Linked DNA regions of Homo sapiens: region 1 is linked to region 2. A link is a loop called in an ENCODE intact Hi-C map of the cell type or tissue named here. Cell type or tissue: sigmoid colon. All regions are shown on one strand.

The links. Peaks named below come from ENCODE experiments on the same cell type or tissue, not always from the same donor. Only the 100,000 strongest peaks of a DNase experiment are listed, where the experiment ranks them.
Region 1: it touches region 2 in a loop (12-fold over the local background); 7 of 110 quality-filtered maps call a loop at or near these places.

What each region holds. Positions count from the first base shown.
Region 1 is chr9:129,568,468-129,570,967 of GRCh38, forward strand. No RefSeq gene overlaps it. Among named protein-coding and RNA genes, the nearest start is that of C9orf50, 51 kb to the right of the region's middle. RefSeq lists enhancers at 1,347-2,210, 2,211-2,500, 2,223-2,500. In sigmoid colon, a CTCF peak has its summit at 1,295; DNase peaks (open chromatin) are centred at 113, 914, 1,292, 2,344 and 1 weaker place; H3K4me3 peaks cover 1,131 bases; H3K27ac peaks cover 1,168 bases.
Region 2 is chr9:129,172,760-129,175,259 of GRCh38, forward strand. No RefSeq gene overlaps it. Among named protein-coding and RNA genes, the nearest start is that of IER5L, 4.3 kb to the right of the region's middle. RefSeq lists a silencer at 1,913-1,962 and an enhancer at 2,346-2,500. In sigmoid colon, CTCF peaks have their summits at 1,412 (motif pointing right) and 1,613; DNase peaks (open chromatin) are centred at 260, 1,125, 1,462 and 2,152; H3K4me3 peaks cover 1,482 bases; H3K27ac peaks cover 1,316 bases.

The DNA.
Region 1 (2,500 bases), 400 kb after region 2:
ATCAACGCAAACTACAGCCCGGCAGCTTCCAGGCGAACTCACTTCTCAGGACGCCTCTCCTGCTGTCCTCTCAAAGCGGGGGACGAAGCCACCACCACCCAGTTTACAGATGGGGAAACTGAGGCTCAGGGAGATCTGGAAACCTTCCCGGGCAGCTGGGCTCCGAACCCAGGGCTGCGAGCACAAGGGCTGGCTCCCGCCCCCGGCCCTGGTCCCTCCTTCCCCGGGGCATGGCCCGGCCGTGCCAGGCGCTCGGTGACAGCCCCCGCGGGGGAGGCCGGGCTGGGAAAGGAGAGGGCAGCGGGCGGGGGCGCCTGGCCGCGCGGGGTCGGCCGCGGGTCGATACGGCGGCAGGATGAATGGGAGAGGGGAGCGCGGGCGGGAGGAGGAGGGAGGAGGAGGGGGAGGAGGGAGAGGCCGGAGCAGGGGGAGGGCCCGCCCCCGCCGCCCCCCAGGCCCCCGCCCCGCCCAGCGGGCTTGGCCGGGTCTGCAGCCCTCAGCGCCAAGCGCGGCCCCGCGGCCCCACCGAGGGATCGATAACTAATTTCACCGCGGCAGCCGCCCCAGTTTTTTCCCGATAATTGCGCGCCGGCAGCTGCGAGCAAGGCCCCCAGCCCGGCGCGCAGCCCCGCCCGCGCGCGATCAATTGACACCGCCACCGGGCGGCAGGAAAACTCATTTTTCTCTCCCTCCCCGGCTCCGGGTGGGCGCGGGCTGAGCTCTGCCAAGGGCCGGGGGCTACGCGGGGCCGGGGCCGGGGCCGGGGCCGGGGCCAGGCCAGGGAGGGAGGGCAGGGCCCGAGGAGGGGGCGGGGGCGCGGGCGCGGGTGTGGGAAGGAGGCTTGCAAGGAATCCGAGGAGGCGGGGTGCCTCAGTTTCTTCACTCTACCACAGGGGCGTGGCCGAAGGCGTCAGGGACGTGGGGTGCGGGCGGGGCTGTCCCAGCCCCTCTCAGCTGTTGGCGGACTGGCTGGCTGGTGGGAGGAAGGGCTAAGTCAAGCGCCACGGCCTGAATGCGTGGGTTCGACTCTGGACTCCCACCAGGGACCACTGTGTGAGGTTGCATCCGTTCCTCTGGACTCCCACCAGGGACCACTGTGTGAGGTTGCATCCGTTCCTTCCCTTCGTCTCTTCCTCTCTGAGCCTCAGTTTCCCCATCTTCTGAAAGGGGCCTGGCATATCCTGGGCAGGCAGATGGTGCATCAGAGGCAGTGATGCCCACAAGGAAGTGCTCCCCACAGGTGGCTTGGAGGAAATCCTCCTTCCTCAGCACTCATGGAGGCCCCCTGTGGGCCAGGCACTGTTATAGGCCTTCCGGGTGAGGACCAAGCAGTGACCACAGCTGACAAAACCCCTACCGTTGTGGAAGGAACATTCTACTGAGGCCATGGACGTACAATACCCAAGTAAGCAGTGAGAAGATGCCACTTGCCATGGAGAAAAATGAAGCAAGGTCAGCAGGACAGGGTGTGGGGTGCAAAGGCAATGCAGCCCCCAGGACCCATGGTGGGCCTCACCCTAGGCCCTCCTTGCAAAGCTCAGAGCTGCTCACTCCCAAACTGCCGGTTGTTCAAGGTCATGGGAAACCTGCAGACTTGGCATTTTCCAATGAGGATGGCCAGGAGGAGAGAGACCAAGAGGAAGGAGAAGCCAGGAGGTGGGGTGGGACAGTCTCCCTCTGGAAGAGTCCATAAGAGGGCCAGAGAGAGAGAGAGGGGTGGGGACTGGAGGGCACCAGGGCAAAGGGGGTACAGTCAGAGCTCCAATGGACACAGTGTCCTGGGGGGTCAGGTCAAGAGAGACTTGGGTTTGCTGGCCTGGTCCCAGCTGGGCCAGTGAGGCCCAGGGAAGGGCAGGGGCTCGCCCAGCCACAGTACTTATGGGGGACAGAGATGGGCTCCTAAATCCTGCCACCAGGCACAGAGAAGGGCAAGAGGGGCCAGAGAGGAAAGGAGGAAAGAGACTCATGGAGCGGGGGTGCCATTCTCTGTTTAGAGGGGTCAGGAGCCCCAATTTGCTTCCCAGAGGCCAGCTAAAGCTTCCTGGGAGCACCATGGGTGGTGCTGGGACTTCTACAGGACTCAGCATGACTCAAAGGGCCCTGGGGAATGTGTTCTGTTCCCCAGTCCCCCACCCCCCAGCTACCAGAATGACAGAGGCTCCCCGATGGAGGTGGGTAAGCCGGGCAGGGGTGGCGGCCTAAGGCTGCTGGGGAAGTGGGGTGTTCCAGGACTGAGCAGACCTCCTCCCCCGCCTCGGTTTCTTCATCTTAAAAATGGAGCTGGTGTTGAGGTGCTGAGGTTCTGTCAATCTTTCTTCCCTCCAAATTCCTGGCACGCCCAACCCCACGTCTGGGTTGAGAGTAGTGACTCAGCAGAAAATGAAGGCTACTGCTAGCAACCAAATGAGGTTAGCAGGGGGACTGGCAGGACGCCGTGGGCTGGGATTCGAAACAGCACATAGCTGGGTCTCACCCGCCTGAGGCCCCATCTATCCAACCA
Region 2 (2,500 bases):
AATACTGTCCACTGATTGGAGGGAGAGCTCCTGGTGTGCATCCCCTGTGCCAGAGGGACACACAGTCACACACACTGTATTTCTTGCTGCACACACACACACACACACAGCACCCAGCACCCAGATCTCAGTGCCCTGCACAGTGACTTTCCTGGGAGCCTGAGGCATCCCCACCCCTGGCTTCTCTGGAGGGCAGCCTGCAGCTCTGAGGCTCTGGGCTGTCATCCCAGCAGCTCCATGTTGCTGGGAGCGCAGCTTGGAGCCTGGCTCAGCCCTACACCACGTATCAAGGGCAGCCAGACCCGTGGTGTCCTAGGAGCCTGGGGGAGTGTGTTGGGGGGAGCTGCTTAACCTAGGAGGACCACGGACTTGCTGGAGCTCTTGCTTCTAGAGCTGCTGCTCTCTGGAAGCTCCCCCTTGTCATCCCCCGGGCACCCAGTCTCTTCTAATTCCCCTACCTCCCTAAGCAGCACCCCTAAGTCCTGTCTGGGGGCTCCACTGGTCTTTTTACTGGAGGGAGAGAGGCTTGTCTGTGGAGCTGAAATGGACTCCTGGTTTGCCTGCCCGCCTGACCCCATCCCCCTTTCAGACGACCCCCATGGCCAGGCAACCCCATCCACCCGCCTCCCGGACCCAGCCTCTCACTTGTGCTATGCACGGGAACATCGGTCTCTCTGGATGTTCTAGGCTGGTATGTTTCCTGCTGCGCCAGTGGCCCCAGGGATTGTGAGTGGGGTGAAGATGCAGCTTAGGAGCAAGTGTTGGAGACAGTGTGTGGCTGGGTGTGGCCCTCAGTGTGGGGTGTAGTGTAGAATCAAGGCTGTGCAGCCTGTTACAGTTTTGTGTGGAATGTCTTGGTGAGACGGGTAGATTGCCAGTGGGTTGCGTTTTGGGTCAAGGGGAATTATACTCAGGGCACTAACCCTTTGTGGGGCTGCCCAGGTCCTTGGGCCCCGAGAAGATAAGGGAAGGGGAAGGGCACCTCTCTTTAGGGTGCTCCCAGAGCGCCCCATCCCATCCCTTGGCATTGCTAGATTCCAGTGTGCGGCTTAGGCTCAGATCACCCGGCAGAGGGGAGGGGAGCCCTCGTCTGGGGTCCTGCTGAGTTCAGAGATCTTATTTCGCACCCCACCATCCACTCTCCTTTACCACAGGGATCCCTGGGGCGGGTGGGGAATTCCCAAGCCCTTTGGCCGGTCCCTTCCAGTGCCCAGCTCCCAACAAAGGGGGCCGACCACGTGCCCCTCCTCGACGTGGGCCTGGAGTGGGGACGCACGCGGCCCCGGGACCCAGCTCAGGCAAGGGCGAGATGCAGACTCCACGCAGCTCCCCGGGTGGACGCGAAGCGGCCCCCGACAGCCCCGCCGCCTCCGCCGAGCCTCGCCCACTCTCAGCCCCAGCCACTGCAGCGCGCCCGAAGCGGCGCTAGGGGGAGCTCTGGCAACTGGCTTCGTGGATTGAAGCAAAACCGTGCAGCCAACCGCGATTTCCTTGGACTTGCAGGGGAAAATGGGGAGGGAGGAAACGCACTGTTCCCCCTCCTCGGCAGCTCCAGACTCTTCCCGTGGGAGGCCGATGAAGCAGCCCTGGGGGTGAAGGTGCCTTTCCTCCCCGCGACTCACGCCCCCAGAGCCTCCTTTTTCCCCACCCCCAACGCGGACCTCCGCGGACCCCCGCATTCTGGAGAGTGTCCCCGAGAACTTCGCCTCGCGTGACACCGGGATCCAGAGCGGAGCAGTCCCCGGGGACAGGCTTGCGTCCGCCTCTCAGAGTCTGGCTTGGGGGCCTCTTGGCGGCAGCCCCTCCTGTCGCCGCGGGAGGCGCGAAGGCTGGGGTGGGGGGCGCGAGCCGTCCTGCGGGGTGGCTGCGAGGCTCGCACCGGCGAGGGCAGTGTGGGGGCGAGGGAGCCAGCGAGAGCGAGGAGCTGTGGGGAGTCGGCAGCAAACAGCCAGCAGGCTGCCACTTTGCTTTCTTTTTCTCGTTCTTTCTTTCCTAACCCCTCTTTGCAAAGCTGGAACTATCCCGCGCGCCCCTGGGCCCAAGCCGCGGCTCCAGATGTGGATTTGTTTCCAGTGGGGAGAACGCGAGCTTCCCCCGGGCCTTGGCACATTCTCCCACTCTGAGGTCATTCCGTAGGTGGTCAGAGGGGAGCGCGCGCCGGGAGCCTTCCTCCCTCCATCCACTGGGGAGGGAAGAGCGGCGGGTGGGAGGGAAGGAGAGGGAGAGGGGAGGGGCGCGAGGAGGGAGGGAGACGCCGCCAGCACACCACCAAGTGGCACCGAGCAGTGATAACAAACTCAACTTAAAAAAAAAAAAGGGAAAAAGAAAAGGAAAAAACTTCCCCAAGTTGCAGCCCGAGACATGCGGACGTGCGGGGCAGAGGCGCGGGGCAGGGAGTGCGGGTGGCCCTGAAACCCCCGGCGTCCCCCGGCTGCTTTCCCCGGCCACAGAGAGCTCAGACTCGAGGCCGACCAGGCCCTGCGCCTGTGCCTGGGCAGGA